Linked DNA regions of Mus musculus: region 2 is linked to region 1. The links are chromatin loops, found by intact Hi-C in ENCODE. Cell type or tissue: heart. All regions are shown on one strand. Links, peaks and the distances in the headings refer to the core of each region. The heading gives the core; the rest is flanking DNA.

Region 1 (4,387 bases), core at 204-4,203:
GTAAGACTAGCCAGCTGAGGCTTCCGGTTCACTCAAATGATCCTGGAAGCAGCTCCAGGCAGGCCTGGACACTCACCACGCTGCTGACTTTGTCTCTGGGGGAGTGGTGGTGGCCATTTACTCTCCAGATGGCTTCATCCTCTTCATCTGGTGTTCTTCCTAGAAGCAGTTCTCTGTCCCCCAACTGGTGTCCCCAGCTCAGTGATGCCAGGTGTGGACCATCCAGGTGGTTTCTGCCTCTTGTTCACTCTTGAATCAATATGAAAAGGCAACTTCCCTTCGGGGCAGGTTCCTTTCCAGAAGTATCTCTGCACTGCTGACAAGTCCAGGAGGACTGGAGGTGGACTAGATTAACTCAACCATCTGTGAGCTGCTTTCAGGAGCATCTGTATGGCTGTCTACACTGGAATCTGTTCCAACTCCCCCCCAGGGAGTGCCACAGCAAGGAGAAGCATGCTGGATGGGCAGGGCAGCTTCTGATAGGATCTCTGACTTTGTGTACAGTCCAAAGCCATCCAGTGAGTTTCTTCAAAAGGTCCAAAGTTCCCAGGTCACACACACACACACACACCAGTATCTCAGCTCTGAGGAAAAACAAAGAATCAATTCTTTCAGAAACCTGTGACCACTCATGTGACCCACAAGGTTCAATAAACACTTGGTTTCAAAGCAGCCTTCAGAGCTTGTGTTTTAGAATAAAAAGAGTTCGGGTAGCAGATACTTCAAAGGCCTTTTTTTTTTTTTCAGCAGAAAATAGCTTTGCAGAAGGGAAACCAGACGACGAGTGTAGAAGGTACTGGGTGTAAGGGACCACACCAGTCAAATGGTCCCAAAATTAAGGAACTGGCACTCAGGAGCCTAATCAGAATGTGCGCAGCCCTTCAGAGTGCAAGAGAGAACTTTGACAGAGGGGAAGACAACTCAGTGTATCATGGAATACTCTGCCAGAAAAGAGTCTTGGCCTCACTCTGATTCTTCGCTCCTCCAAGAGAACTGTCCAGAAACAGGTGGTACAGGCATTAAAATTACTATCCACGAGGCTGAAATTTTCTGACAGTCTTATTTCACTGTGTGGATAACACTGGGAGGAAACACAAAAATAATTTAATCCTTTTCCTTGACAAGCCTTCCGTCATTTTCATCTATAGTCTTTGTTTTGTTTTGTTTATTTGTTTGTTTGTTTTTTCGAGACAGGGTTTCTCTGTATAGCCCTGGCTGTCCTGGAACTCACTCTGTAGACTCAGGCTGTCTCTGCCTCCCAAGTGCTGGGGTTAAAAGTGTGCGCCACCACCACCTGGCTTCATTAAGACTATAGTCTTAATCCCACTTTTCTGGTTAATTCCTTCAAGGACAGGATCTCTAAAGCTGGCCACAATCTGCCACCTGTGGAAATAGTACGTTGAAGTCTCTTAGGGAGGGAGCCAGGCATGGTAGTTTAGGCCTTTTATCCCAGCGCACTGGAAATAGACAGGCAGATTGCTGAGTTCCAGGCAAGCTATGGCTACAAAGCAGGACCCTCTCTTAAAAGCGAGTAAACTCTCTTAGGAAGAAGGAAGTGCCCGAGGGGCATCCCCCACGAACCCGAAAAGGCCTCTTAAATATCAGTCACCTCAACTACACACACCTCGTTCTGCAGCAAACACAGGGCGAGCACACTGTGCAGGGCATCTCTGTTCCTGGAACCACCCCTCCCATTCCCTGAGGCCTGCTCGGAGGACCTAACAGCGAGTTCTCAAAGGTCCCGATGAGGTCAGTGATTGTGTAAGGGACCTAAAGAGGCCATGACACCCTAAGAGTACAGGCAGGGGGACAGTGCGGGTGCGCGCGGGGACGGAGGGAAGTCCCTCGCTGGTCAGGAGCCCCGAACCCTGCGGCCCGATCGCGTGGATCAGGCTCGCCCGCCCGCCCGCCCACCGGGACCCCGGGCTCTGTCTGGCCGCCCGCGGGAAAACCCCCGATACCTGCGCCCGCCCGGCAGCCCCGCGATCACGCGCGGACCCACCTCCCGCCGGTGGGGGCTTGGCGATGACGTGAGGTGTGACGCAGCCTGTGACGTCGGCGGCACGGCGGCCGCTCTGGCGCACTCTGCTGACGTCAGAGCATGGCGGCGGCGGCTCTCGAGCCCTGGAGCGCGGTGGCTCCGCGGAGGAGGAAGCGCGCGGCGGGAAGGCGACCGCGGCCGGGCGAGGGGCCCCGGGCCGAGCCGGAGGCGGACGGCGAAGCGGTGCTACGCCGCCTGCGGGAGGCCGAGTGAGTGCAGCGCCGAGAGGCAACTCCAGCCTCAGTGTCCCTAACCTGGAAATGGGTGTGCCAACCCGCTGGGAAAGGCTGAGTTCTCCCTCCGGTGTCACTGTAGCAAGCTCTCAGTAAAGCTGCCATTCCCATTCGCTGCGGCTGCGGCAGTTTATCATCCTGTGTCCCTGTCTGCCACCTTTGAGATGGGGGTTTAAGCATTACGTAGGGATGCTCAGAGGATTGTGTGATGTGACTGTAGAGCACTCCCTGGCACCCAAGCTCGAGGTGGGGGAGGAGGGTGTCAGAAGGTGCTCAGAAGACCTCTGCTTTCACTGCATAGGTTAGGACAATCAAACTCAAATGTGAGGCTTGGTGGCAAGAACCTTTACCCTATAAATCATCAGCTCTGGATTTGGAGGCGGGATCTTGTACTATAGCTTAGGCTAGCCCAGCAGCCCTGAATTGGAGGATATCCCGTCTTTGCTGTGGGCCACACACCACATTGGTTATTATCCGTATTGTAAATCGAGGTTGCAGCAAACACAGATGTCAACATTTGCATCAATGGTTTACTGAGCAGCAGCTGTGTGCGCAGACTTTTGCAGCCTATGTATTTCACAGGCTCACTGGAATCCTGGGCACTCCGAGAGACATACAAAGATCATTGTTTCAGGCCCAGGCCTTGGTGACTTCAAACCCCATGCTTCCACCTAATCATTATCATGTACTCTATTATGTTACATCCATCTCCCCAGCACTTGGTCTGTACCTTCTTACAGGGCACATAGACGGTGCCCACCATACACAGGCTACACCGTGTTCTTGCCTTTTCTAGTTTTGGTCTTACAGGGCTAAGTTAGAAATGTTGGTAGCATTTTGTATGGGTCAGAAGGGCTGTGATGAGGGGGGCAAGTTACACTTAAAAAGCATTGGTGACCCAGAAGTTACCTCTGAACATAAATTACTGGCGGTGCAGCTGAGAGGACAGATAGAAGCAAGCAGTGCCTTAAAGTCTCGAGATTAGTGAGACATAGGTGTCTAGGACCTGAACTCTTCAAGGCGCACACCAGATAGTCATTGTTTCCTCAGCTGCTTCAGAATCTCCCAGAATGCCCTGCTTCTCCCAGCATCCTTCCAGGGGTGTGGTTATCACTCCTGAGCATAGAGAATCTGATTCAGGGCTACTTAGAATATTACAGAGTACTTTGATTTATCGGGCACTTCTTTCCTTAGAAGAATGTAGGTCGCCTGGGGGCAGTTTCTCTCCTCTTTGTCCCTAAACATTGCCTCTGGCATACTTAAATTCACTGTTGATTGTTCTGCCTTAGGCTGTGGAAACCAGCTGACCAGACCCTTGGACTTCCTCTTTGACCTTCTTTTTACCGTTATTTATAGTGGGGAAGCTATTGAGTTCCTGCTGAGTAGCTCATTCATTTCCCCCTGCTACTCTCCAGTCTTGAGAGGACACTCCCATCATAAAGGGAAAGTCTGAGGACTTTATTTATTGAACTGCATCTCTGCCATGCCAAAGTAGTAGAACACACCCAGACCATCCCTTGGCAAACCAGGGCCTCTTGATGGAGGTCCTTTTTATAAAAGGACTCAGCAATCTACATCCAGGCCATGGGAATGTCTTTCAGTAAGGGCTGGCTCTGTATCAGAGGGTCCTCCATCCCCCGTGCATCTGGCTCATGGTCGGGGCTAAGATGGCACAAAAGAGAAGGGAGATGAGCAGGCCATGTCTTCTCAACAGGGAGGACCTGCGGATCTCTGATTTCTGCAGTTCGGCACTGGGTGAGTAGGGGTTAGTAGGGGAGGTGTGGGAGTGGAAGGGGGGCTACCTGAAAGTGGACAAAGGACACTCTCCATCCAAGGACATTTTGCTTCACAGTCTTGCTTGTGGTGGGTTCTGGTGCTGACTTCCTCAGAGCTGTGTCTTTGGCACTGAACACTGCAGTGGAGGTGGTGGTGTGTATATCCTGCAGTGTAGTTGTGAGCATTAAGTAAGGTGGGAAGTGCATGGCTCTCCTAAGTGCTATTAGTCATCAAGATGGCTAGATTGTATACGGATCCCACTTTCTCCTTTACAGTGTAGACCTTTCCCCCTTGCAGGTGCTCTCAATTCGGTTTCTTCAGCATGGTCCTTAGGGAT
Region 2 (4,387 bases), core at 201-4,200, 66 kb after region 1:
AGTCTAGCTACAAATACACCCACAATGCCCTGGAGGCTTTCTGGAGCTCAAGATGCCATACTGAGCTCTGAGGATGTACGTTCATTCCCCAGCAGGGACTCGAGGCCCAGGGAGCTCCCTTGATTCCTAGACTACTTTCTTCACCAAGGAACTTGTGGAGAACGGTGGAGCTACACTAAGTGCCGGGGGCTCTGTTTCCCCAGTTCTGTCACCAGCCACAGCCAGATGACACCATGCAGGACCTGTAGGGCAATGCTGTTTTAAACCCTGCAACAGGTAACTACCAGAAGCCTGGACTGACGTTCAGAAATCGGACTCCCTTCAAGAACGTAGCTCAAGGCTATGGAAATAGTTCACTGGGTAAGAGATCATGCTAGGCTAGCCTGCGGAACAGAGACTGGGTCTCTGCATGCCTGGAAAAGGCTGGGTGTGGTGGTACACAGCTTTGATTCCAGCAGTTAGGAGGCACGTGGATATCTGTCAGATGCAGGTCAACCAAAGGCTACACAGTATGGTCTTGTTTCAAAAAGAAAAAAAAAAAAATCTGAGTTCAGCAGCGTGTGCCTGCAATCCCCGAGTTGGAGTTATAAATTAGTCCCAGAGGCTCCCTGGCCGGCCATTCTAGGCAAAATGGCAAGTTCTGGGTTAAGCAAGAGACTGTGCCTCAAAAAACAAGATGAGGCTCGACAGAGAAAGGCATCCTACATCAACTGCCGGCCTCCCCAGACCCTACACGTGCACAGACACACACACCACCCACAATAATTATAAAAGGAGTTCAGTTCTATTGGAAGCTCGATCTCCTAGCTTGCCGGAGGCTCTGGGTTCCACCCCAGCACTGAATGCAGAAGGTGTCACGATGCACACCTGTATAGCACTCAGGAAGTGGAGGCAGGAGGAACAGAGGCTAAAGGTCATCTTCAGTTCCATAGTGACGTGAAGGCCAGCCCGAGTCACAGGAGACCCTGTCTCAATACACACTTTCTCGACGGAGCTTGCACACACACACACACACATGCACACATGAACGCGCACCCCCCCCCTCACTGTGGGAAGCACAGTGACTCTCTTTTATAACCTTACCTCCCCCAGCACAGGAAGAGGGTGGGCAGGTCCAGGCCCTAACCCCAACAGGTACTGAAGCTGTCAACCACAAATCTGCTCACCACTGCTGCTTACTAGCAGGTCCCAGGAACCGCCCGGATGACATGCAGGGTACCCCTCAGAGCACTAATGAACTAGGAAATCATTTATAACAAATGCATTGAAGCCAGGAAGACGCTGATGTTTCAGAAGAAACGAAACATATTCAGAATTTATGGGAAACCTCAAGCCAGGCAAGTGGCACAAGCCTCTAATTCCAGCACTCCGGGGCTGAAACCGGAGAGTCTGGGGTTCAAGGTCAGCTTGAGGTAGATAAGACTTGGTCACAAATATCATCATAACCATCACATTCCAGAGGCAGTAAAGTGGTAAGGCACTTTGGGAGTTTGGCAGCTCCTCAATAGGTTAAACTTTAAAGGGATCCTGAAATTTAGGCAAAACTGAAAAGAGAAATACAGTGTGTGTATTCCCAGCAACAATACTAATCACAGCCATAAAGGAACATCAACCCACTGTCCATCTACAAACCAATGGACTACACACACACACACACACACACACACACAATATCCACACTAGGAAATACTATGCACATGAGGAACCATACACAGAACCACCCAGAGCAGAGAAATCCATAGACAGATAGTAGTGTAGATGAAGGTGAGCCGGGGTCTGGGGAAAGAGGTTTGGGAGTTGAGGGTTAGGGACTGCTGCTTTGGGGGATGTACAAATGTTCTAAAAGTAGACGAGGATCAGTGCGTAATGTGAGCATCCTAAAACCCACCAACCACCTAAAGTTTACTTCCAAAAGAAGATTTATATGGTTAGTGGATCAGACCTTCAGAAAAAGTGTTACAAAAAAAAAAATCCTTAGATACGGTTTTTAAAACAAGATATGGTAAATGGAATGAGCCCAAGGCGAGGCAAGGCGGGTACAGCGGTTCACAAATAACTTAACAGCTTCTTCAGGGTAACGAAACAAACCCAGTTCTGTATGTCCGGAAACAGAGGCTGGAGAAAGGGCATGTCCCCAATACTAAGCCGGAGCCTCCCAGCCCGATCTGCCCCAATGCAGAAGCTGGGCCTAACTAACCATCGGGCATCCCTGCTAGAATGAAAGAAACAAGGGGTTGGGGAGGGCAAGGAACAGTATGAACACCGGGAGCAGTGGGTACAGGGGCAGCCACCTCTGGGGGGAGGGGGGAGGGTCACACGCTCGCTCGCGCGCACAAAACCCCGCGGGAGAGTTTCTGCCCCGTCCTAGCTGTGAGTCCCAGCGCCCGGGCACGTGACCCCAGGCCTCAGTTTCCCACGTGTGAAGCAGGAAGCAAGCAAAACAGGGCAGAGCAAGAGAGGTCTACGCGTTCTTAAGAACCACCGTGGGCCGCGACCTCCGCAAGTTAACTTCCCCGCGGCGCCGCGCGGGTGGGGCTCCAGGCCACGCGCGTCCTCCCGCGGCGACCAGGCCTGTCCGCGCCGCCCACCGTCCGGACCGCGCCACGCAGCCCTGACCTGGTACTGGCCGAGGCCGCTGCCACCTACCGTGCCCAAATCGGCGCCCGCGCAGACTCCGGCTCCCTGCCGGCCGCCAGGGAGGCGCCGCGAGGGGCGGGGCCGCGTGTCGTGACGCAAGGGGCGGAGCCACTCGTGATCACGCCCCTGTCGCCTAGTGCTTGACCACGCCCCCAACGTCTATCGCTAGAGCCGCGACACTCCAGGCTTGCCCAGAGGGTTGGGGGCGGGACCCAGATAGGCCCTGCCCACACGCACGGCCTCCGCCACTCCCCCTCCCCTAGCTTCCCCTCTAGCGCCATGACGCAAGGGGTGTGGCCAAGAGAGCCCGCCCCTTCCAGCGTTGCCCCGCCCTCATCTCCTCCCCGGGGGCGGAGCCCCTGCCGTTAGAGCTTGCTGCTCTGGCTCCTTTAACTACGCAGGGCGTTCCTCCTCTGCACGGCATCCTTGAGGGCGCAGCCACAAGCTGGCGTTCAGACGCTGAGCGGGATGGCTGTCCGTCAGCGCAGGGGTGTGCACTATAGGTACAGGATTGGGTCCCAGAAAGGAGCCAGCCCAAGGTGTGCAGAGCAAAGGAGAAGGTGTAGGCTAGCCTCTCGCTGCGTCCTCTATAGCCTCTGTTTACAGCGCGCGCGCGCGCGCACGAGTTGTGGTGTGTTTTACCATTTTAAAATACATTAGATGGCTCGTTTGGTAAAGACGCTTGCAATCCCCGAAACCCGTGCAGAGATGGAAGAGTAGAACCGGCTCCACAAAGTTGTCTCCGACCTCCACACGTGTGCCTTGACACACAGTAATAAAAATAAATATTGAAAATAAAATCCTGGTGTTTGCGAGATGGCTTAGTGGGTAAGAGCGCCTGCCTCTAAGTCTGACGACATGAGTTCGATGAGGGACCCACATCATACAAGGACGTACCCCTCCCACCCAAACAAATCCTTTGACCTTCCAGGGTGTTGTGAAACCGTATACCCCAAACCTGTACAAAACTAAATGAAATTCATTTTTATACTAGTTACAACTAACACAAATATCTCTACAGGCCAGACAAAGCAAGGCACACAGATATGTGTTTGTCATTCATTCATTCATTCATTCATTCATTCATGTAGTCTATAAAACAGTGCCTGCCCTGTGGGAGATGCTGGGCTGACAAAGTCCCCGTCTTGGTGAAGCCAGTTACCAAAAATGAAACCACACAACATAGCATTTACTGAGTGCATATTTGAGATTTTTTTTTTTTTTTTGTGACTAACGACACAGCTCTGGGAGTTTTATACTATTTATGGGTGAAGAAAGATCAAAGAGCAAGGTCTGCCTGAAGGGGACTTCTGCTCCGCTGAGGGCTTTCTCTGAGCTTTATGATTCCACAAGTAAGCTGGATTCCCCTCAACAAGCCTTCCCAGCAGGGTCTGGAACTGGCCAGGCAAGAGTAGGTTCCAAAACTAGTCCAGGGAGGAAAAAATGAGGTGCTTACCTCATGACCCAAAGCACAGGCAGGGTGGCCTGTGCAACTAGTCATGAAAAGAACATTAGTCACAGCAGGGCCCGGGGGGGGGGGGGGGGCAGGATCCAGAAAGGAGGAGGTCAGCCTGGGGCCTTGCTTGAAGACAGGTAGGCAGGATGTGGTGGAAGGGGAGGATGTGGCCTGGCTCCTGTGCACTGTGGAAAGGCATCTATCTCCACAGGATCCTGCTGAAATGGAGACAGGGTCCATGTTCATCAGGGAAGAGTATGGCTAGATAAGATTTCTGTAGAGACCCCCTTGGGG

Evidence for each region. Peaks named below come from ENCODE experiments on the same cell type or tissue, not always from the same donor. Only the 100,000 strongest peaks of a DNase experiment are listed, where the experiment ranks them.
Region 2: a loop joins it to region 1, with 2.2 times the contacts of the local background. A loop is called at or near these places in 3 of 42 quality-filtered maps.

What each region holds. Positions count from the first base shown.
Region 1 is chr5:112,340,738-112,345,124 of GRCm38, reverse strand. It overlaps Srrd (SRR1 domain containing), which reads left to right and starts at 2,085. Exons shown (of 7, transcript NM_001359388.1): 1 at 2,085-2,250; 2 at 3,989-4,029. The coding sequence starts at 2,102. Hps4 (HPS4, biogenesis of lysosomal organelles complex 3 subunit 2) reads right to left here and starts at 2,030. Exons shown (of 14, transcript NM_001359853.1): 1 at 1,962-2,030; 2 at 77-1,081. The coding sequence starts at 117. In heart, for the core only: a CTCF peak has its summit at 2,250; a DNase peak (open chromatin) is centred at 2,044; H3K4me3 peaks cover 1,837 bases; H3K27ac peaks cover 1,541 bases.
Region 2 is chr5:112,275,031-112,279,417 of GRCm38, reverse strand. It overlaps Tpst2 (protein-tyrosine sulfotransferase 2), which reads right to left and starts at 2,673. Exons shown (of 7, transcript NM_009419.5): 1 at 2,647-2,673. In heart, for the core only: a CTCF peak has its summit at 2,638; a DNase peak (open chromatin) is centred at 2,887; H3K4me3 peaks cover 2,496 bases; H3K27ac peaks cover 1,652 bases.